Linked DNA regions of Homo sapiens: all the other regions are linked to region 1. A link is a loop called in an ENCODE intact Hi-C map of the cell type or tissue named here. Cell type or tissue: ascending aorta. All regions are shown on one strand.

What was found. Peaks named below come from ENCODE experiments on the same cell type or tissue, not always from the same donor. Only the 100,000 strongest peaks of a DNase experiment are listed, where the experiment ranks them.
Region 2: a loop joins it to region 1, with 3.0 times the contacts of the local background. A loop is called at or near these places in 2 of 110 quality-filtered maps.
Region 3: a loop joins it to region 1, with 2.7 times the contacts of the local background. A loop is called at or near these places in 2 of 110 quality-filtered maps.

Annotation. Positions count from the first base shown.
Region 1 is chr2:27,722,472-27,724,971 of GRCh38, reverse strand. The region is part of intron 2 of LOC105374378 (a long non-coding RNA gene); the gene reads right to left. Among named protein-coding and RNA genes, the nearest start is that of LINC01460, 8.0 kb to the right of the region's middle. In ascending aorta, a CTCF peak has its summit at 1,507 (motif pointing left); a DNase peak (open chromatin) is centred at 1,481; H3K27ac peaks cover 2,500 bases.
Region 2 is chr2:27,822,663-27,825,162 of GRCh38, reverse strand. The region is part of intron 7 of RBKS (ribokinase); the gene reads left to right. Among named protein-coding and RNA genes, the nearest start is that of MRPL33, 52 kb to the right of the region's middle. In ascending aorta, a CTCF peak has its summit at 1,387 (motif pointing right); no DNase peak of the experiment used is centred here; H3K4me3 peaks cover 634 bases; H3K27ac peaks cover 1,011 bases.
Region 3 is chr2:28,341,817-28,344,316 of GRCh38, reverse strand. No RefSeq gene overlaps it. Among named protein-coding and RNA genes, the nearest start is that of BABAM2-AS2, 33 kb to the right of the region's middle. In ascending aorta, no CTCF peak of the experiment used is centred here; a DNase peak (open chromatin) is centred at 1,516; H3K4me3 peaks cover 1,080 bases; H3K27ac peaks cover 2,500 bases.

The DNA of each region.
Region 1 (2,500 bases):
AGGCACTCTTAGTTTCTGTGCCTAGGCCTTAGGCCAATGTCTCTGTTTTAACAGAAAAAAAAAAAAGAAAGAAAAAGGAAAAGAGTAAAAAAGCAAAAACTAAAAGACACAGTGGAAGAATCTGCCCTCCCTTTTTGTTTTGAATTATCATACCCCCCAGCACTGAGTGAAAACTCATTTTGTTAAAAATTGACATAGCAGTTGCAGCTTCTTAGACACAGACACAACATAAACACATAAACACAGGCTGTGAGTGTTCTTTTGATGGTAGTATGTGTTTATTGTTTTATTTTATTAATAAAAGAGTGAGAACAGGGTACTAAATTATACCCAATCCAAAATAAAAGGAGAGCAGCTCAATATTTACTCCCATAATGACACCAGGTCACCCATCTGTAGGACGCTGGGGCCTGGTTCAGAGCAAGATGCTGTCTCCAGTTGCCATGACCCGAGGTGCTAGAGAGTTCTGAGTGTAACCCTTCTCAGATATGAGCTCATCTCACCCTGGAATAATTCTGAGAAGTAGGAATGGCATAGGGACAACATCCCCATTTCAGAAAGGAGGGGCCCTGGGGAAAGAGGCTGTGTCCTTCAGGGCCAAACAGTGACACAGGAATGGGACAAAAGCCTCCCCTCCCAAGACTAAATGTCTGTGAGAAAACTGCTGGAGAAAGGCTAGCCAGGCAGGGAGCCTGGGTGCAGGAGGTGGAGGGAGGGCGGTGAGCCCCCAGCTTGGCTGCATGTCAGGAGAGCTGGGAGAAGGGTCATGTACCCTGACATTCACAGAGGGGGTGGCACAAGAGAAGCAACTGCAGCCTCTCATTATGACCCAGTAAATCTTCAGTAAAACCCTCTGCCCTGCCATGTTTGGTGGGGAAAAACCGTTTTCTGGAAGCTGCTAAGGGGGCTGAATTTTGCATTACATTGCCTGGGGTCAAAAGAATCAACTCACAAATGAGCTGACTCACAAGCGAGTTGTCTATGAGACACCTGTATGCACATATTTGCTTTATTCACTGCTGTATCCCTGATGTCTACAACAGTGTCTGGCACACAGTGGATGCTCAGAAAATATTTGTGGAATAAACACATAGAACTCTTTACATCTGCAGTCTCTGCCACACCCACCTCTGTGTCTCCCTTCTCCAAAGTCTGGCTTAACATTCACAGAGACTCTGGTGTGGCTGACCCACTCTGTGCCCAGCACTAAAGCCTTGGTTCCCTCCGGGGAACTGAGAGGTCCCTGAGCTTCTGGAGCCGCCTTCTCGGTTATTGCAGGTTTCCTCCCCACCCAGAGTATGTGCAGCGCCCTGACCTGCTGCCCCAGCAGGTTCTCATCAGGACTCCACAGCCCACTCCATGTGTGGGCCGGAGTAGAGAGAGGAAGCTCTCCCAGCGCCACAGTGGGAGCTGCCAGCCTTGTCTTTTGCCTGTGGCCAGGGCAGGACTGTGGACTTTTCATCCCAGTTCTTCAAGCAAAGCTTCAGGCTCGCCCCCTACTGTGAAAGTGGAGGAACTTCATCTGGAGCACAACTCCCGGGCTCCTTGGAGTTCAGCATCCTTGATCACTTTTCTCTGAGCTAGGGTTGAAGCCCCAACGTTCACATGGGTTAGGATATGTGACTACGAGCAAAGCTTCACCTCTCTCAGCCTCAGTTCACTCATCATAAAGGGGGTAGGAAACAGCTGAAAACGCCATCCCTGTTCACCTGACAACAATATGGTGAGGATTAAATAAGGGCAGATGGCCGGACGTGGTGGCTCACAACTGTAATCTCAGCACTTTGGGAGGCAGAGGCGGGCAGATCACTTGAGGTCAGGAGTTCAAGACCAGCCTGGTCAACAGGGTGAAACCCTGCCTCTACCAAAATACAAAAATTAGCCAGGCGTGGTGGCGGACACCTGTAATCCCAGCTACTTGGGAGGCTGAGGCAGGAGAATCACTTGAACCTGGGATGCAGAGGTTGAAGGGGGCTAAGATCATGCCACTGCACTCCAGTCTGGGCAACAGAGTGAGACTCCATCTCCAAAATAATAATAATAATAATAATAAAACAAAAATTAGCTGGGCACGGTGGCTCAGACCTGTAATCCCAGCACTTTGAGAGGCTGAGGTGGGTAGATCACTTGAGACCAGGAGTTCAAGACCAGCCTGGCCAACATGGTGAAGCCCTATCTCTACTAAAAATACAAAAATTAGCCGGGCATGGTGGTGCACACCTGTAATCCCAGCTATTTGGGAGGCTGAGGCAGGAGAATCATTTGAACCCAGGAAGTGGAGGTTGCAGTGAGCTGAGATCATGCCACTGCACTCCAGCCTGGGTGACAGAGTGAGACTCCTTCTCAAAACAACAGCAACAACAAGAAAAAACTACAAATGAGGGCAGACATGTGACAGTTTCTTGCCTTTGTCAGGCTCTGCAAAGCTGTGGGGCTACTGTTTCCTAACAGTAGGCCACTGAACAAACAACAAATATCCACACCTTCGTTGCCTAGACCC
Region 2 (2,500 bases), 100 kb before region 1:
TCTAAAATTGACTTTTTTTTTTTTTTGAGACAGGTTCTCACTCTGTTGCCTAGGCTGGAGTGCAGTGGCTCCATCTTGGCTCACTGCAACCTCTGCCTCCCAGGCTCAGGTGATCCTCCTGCCTCAGTCTCCCAAGTGTTTGGAACTACAGGTACACGCCACCATGCCTGGCTAATTTTTATATTTTTAGTAGAGACAGGGTTTTGCCATGTTGCCCAAGATGGTCTCAAACTTCTGGGCTCAAGCAATCCACCCACTTCAGCCTCCTAGAGTGCTGGGATTATAGGCAATGAGCCACCATGCCCAACCCTAAAACTGGTTTTCTAAAAGCAGTATAAGTGTATTGCCAGAAACATCAGATAATTACCAGAAGAAACCACTAAAAGAATTTAAAGTATTTGCCTCATGAAAATGGGAATGGAGAGGGATTGGGCATTTATACTTAAGCCTTACATGTGTCCACAAAAACTTGTATGTGAATGTTCATAGCAGCATTATTCATAATAGCCAAAAATTGGAAAGAACCCAGTGTTTATCAGCAGATGATGGATAAACAAATTGTGGTATATCCATACGATGGAATATTATTCAGCCATTAAAAAGAATACTGATACATACAACAACATGGATGAACCTCCAAAGCATTATGCTAAGTGAAAGAAGCCAGACACAAAGTGTTAACATATTATATGATTCCATTTAAATGAAATATTCAGAATAGATCAATCCATAGATACAGAGCATAGATGGGTGGTTGCTAGGGACTAGGGGGAGGAGGAATGGGGAGAAACTGCCTAATGGGTAAGGAGTTTTACTTTAGAGTAATGGAAATGTTTTGAAACTAGATAAGAGGTCGGTGATTGTACAACATTGTGACAATACTAAATGCACTGAGTTATTTATGTTAAAATAGGTGAATTATTAAATAATTCTTTTTTAAAAGGAATGAAGTACTGATTCATGCTATGACATGGATGCACCTTGAAAACATACTACTAAGTAAAAGAAGCCAGGCATAAGAGGTCATATATTATGATTTTATTTCTATGAAATATCCAGAATAGGTATTATAAATCCATAGAGACAGGAAGTCAACTGATGGTTGCTGGAAGGGGATGGAGAGTGACTACTAATGAGTATGGAGTTCCTCTTTGGGGTGATGAAAATGTTCTGGAATCAGTGGTAATGGTCGGACAAGCTTGTGGGTAATACTAAAGAACACTAAAGCATACCCCTTTAAAGAGTGAATTTTATGATGCATGAATTATATTTCAAACAACAACAAAAAAGCTCCACCTAAGCAATTCACTTATGAATGGATATTCGTGATAAAGACTCTCCACTGAATTGCCCTGCTGAATATGCGTGAATGGACTCTCAGCATCCCCCAGGTGGAGCAGCAGTGACACTGACAGGAACCAGGGTAGTGATTTTCTGGGTCTAGAATCTTCCTCATCTTTTTTATGCTGTCTTCGTCCTCTCATCCAGCACTTTCATTATTAAAATTCTTACCTGTTCTGCACACAGCTGTGCAGCCTCTTCATAAATCTGATAAAGAGAAGGTAATTCACGTGGCGAGTGAGGAGCTCCCAGGGAGGCATTTTCTTCTGAACAAATGGGCTCCTTCACTTTTCTGTCAGGAGGGTATTACTTGCTCTCAGTCGGTTTGTAACCTTCTCGCTTTTCTCTTCCTCCTAATCCCTTATTAAAAAGTCAGGGATGACATGGGTGCTGGAAACATCTTTAGTTGGCATGTTGTCCACTCAAGGCAGACAGCCTGCCTAGAAGAAGCCATTTCCCGTTCTACGTCAGTGCTTCTGCAGACTGCTATATTCAGTTTTGCCTCACTGTTAATAGTTGAATATATCACTTCTATTTTTACATCTGTTTTTCCCGTTGTACTAGAGTGAGATGGTGGCAGTAGCTGCAGATGTCCTCAGCTCAGTTTGGAAGACATGACAGATGTGTCTCTTCTCCCATTTCTATATGTTATCTGAATCTCAGCCTCCAAATGACAGAGAGTGCATGTCCGCCCTCTCTTCTTCCAACCTGAATGTTAGGGGGTTTGCCTGCTTGCATTTGGGATTGCACTGAGTAAGCACTCCATAGTCAGAGACACACACCTAAGCATGGTATATTTTAGGATTATTGTGCTACTGTGATATATTATAACATTAGTTATCCCTGCTTTATAAGCACTGAAATTCTTGACATATAAATTGCTTTTCTTTATGTAAATGGTTAAGTCCTGGAATCTACAATAACACTCTCAAGAATTTAGTCCGTAGGCTAAATCTGTCTTCTCAAGAATCACTCACTCTGTAATAACGCATGGGTATGTAAGTAAGCTGAGAACAAACAAAAGCCAGGGGCACAGGGAATTTATCTTTCCTATTCTTTATTCTCCTTTCTTTCTATCCTTCACATTTGAGTCCTATAGTGTTCAGAGTTGCTGATGAGGCACTAGGCAGCAGCAGCCAGCTGCATGGGTGTCCCATAA
Region 3 (2,500 bases), 620 kb before region 1:
GCACGTTTCAAAGAGGCTCTCTGGAACGAGGAGCCTTCTGTGGAGGGACCTGCTCCATGGGACTTTAAGAAGGGGGTGGTGGGCTGTTTTGGGGGAAGATGAGTGTATGCCACACCCTCCACAAGCCATTTGGCTGGCTCATCCCAACGTGTTGCAGAGGCGGCTGGCCCGGGGCAGGGAGGCTCATTCTGGCCATCCCTGGGTTGCTTGTGGGGCTACTTTTCTGGCCATGATGACCCATGATTTATTATGACCCCAAGCACGACCTCTTAGACTTGGGAAGTGTGGTTCCTCCAAAGGGATCAGAGAATAGTGACAGAGTAAATCCAAGAACGCTGTAGAAGGAAGACACTTCTTTAGGCCTCTTAGAGTTAACTGCTTCCTATTCAACCTGGAATTAGTTCACGGACCCTGCTGTCTTTGGTAATACCTCGGTAATTTTCCTTAATAATTGTAACAACTGTTTCACCTTGTTTTCCTCAAATATTAGGCTGTTATTTCAACCAAGTGTGTTTTGGACTTTAACCAGAGACTATGGCACAAATTCTGAAGTCAGGTTTATTTATTTTTTATTTTTTAATTTTTTCCAGCTGTGGGCTGGCTCTGGCTCAGCCATCTGAAAATAAGTTATTTATATATATGTGTGTAGCCATATAGATATACTCATCCACATATACGAAGACCACTTCCAAGTCTTTTTTAGTTTGTTGCATGTGACCCCACAGAATTCCTTGGACCCAGCTGACCAGGGTTTGACACCCACTTCGTGTGATCTGGCCAGACCCAGCTACTCCAAGCCCCTCTCCTCACAGGGAAAATGGCAAAAAGCAGTGTGTAAATGTCTTATCAGGGCTCTGTATACATTAGATGCTCAATAAAGCTCTCATTTGGGGAAGCTGGATAACAGAAGTGGAAAGAAACAGAGGGACCTGGTTCACTTCCTTGTGAAATAAAAAAAGAGGAAGGGAGGGAAGCAAAGAAAGGAGAGGGGAAGGGGGAGAAGGTAGGATGGTGATGAGTGAATTATGCCAGCTTCCTGTCCTTGGGTAAGTTATTTATTTAACACCTTTGAGGTTCCATGTTTTTATCTATAAAATGAAGACAATAACCCCTACTTCATTTAGTTGTTTCGAGGATTACACAAGGCGATGGGTGCACCCCACACCCGATTTCTAGTTAGTGTTTGTACTGGACCTGCACGTAAGCACCGTAGATGCATAAAAAAAGGCAAAGGTTGTATTTTAATTTTTTCGAGCACCAATGAATTAGCTATGATGCCATTAATAGAATGAGATGTCCTATTACCATTAGATGATGTTCTTAACATTCACATTAGGAACTGTGGGACAGGCTGGTCCCCATGAACTGGGGCAGGCTCTGGGATAGTTGTATTTATAGGCCTGAGCAAGAGGCAAACCAAATGCAGTCGTCCCTCCGGCAAGTCAGCCGCAACTCCAAGAGCGTGGAGCTGTCAGGAACTGAAACCCAGTCAGAGGCAAAAGTGAACCACGCTGCTCTGATTTCCTTGCCTGTGGGAAAGCAGGGGCCGGGGCGAATAAACAGGTCAGTGGGTTGTTTCTTCTCCAGCACTGCTCAGAGCCTGAAGTCCTGCCGAGAGCTTAAGCAAGACCAGCGTGGGGGGTGGGGAACCCCCACAAATACATCGCATCTCTTATCCGTTAAAATTCAAGATGACTCATCATTTTGTCTTCCTGGTAATCCAGACAGGGTCACTTTTCCAAAGGCCAAATTCATTGGCAGGACTTTTTAACAGGGACATTCTGACTTTTTAGAAAAAGGCCAAAGTCAACATCAGAAAATCTTTTTTCTGGTCTGCGGTAATAATAGCCACTGTTTGTCAAATGTTACTGTGTGCCAAGCACTGCACATGGTGCTCTAGGTACTTTTCTTATTTAATTCTCACAACCCCGGGAGGCAGATATTTATTCCCATTTTATAGATGAGGATAACAAAACTCAGATTAAGTAAAGACAGACATTGGGGCCAGCTCACTCCAGCAGAGGCTCCCACGATGACCCTCCCTGCTCCTCCCAACTCTGCGTCCAGTGACCTCACATTGGTGGCCTGCAGTCCATCATGGGGGGAGTATTTACACCATAGAAATTGGCAAATTGTACAAACCAAGGTCCTTCTCTTTTTTTTCCTCTCTCATCCTCAACTTCATATTCTTTCTAGTTCATGTCTCCACAAGAAAATGAGCTTTAATAGAGCATCATTTGAGGCTGGGCGTGGTGGCTCCTGCCTGTAATCTCAGCACTTTGGGAGGCCGAGGTGGGCGGATCACCTGAGGTCAGGAGTTCAAGACCAGCCCAGCCAACATGGTGAAACCTCGTCTCTACTAAAAATACAAAAATTAGCCGGGCGTGGTGGATTACAGCCGTGTGCCTGTAATCCCAGCTACTCGGGAGGCTGAGGCAGGAGAATCCCTTGAACCTGGGAGACGGAGGTCGCAGTGAGCCGAGATGGTGCCACTGCACTC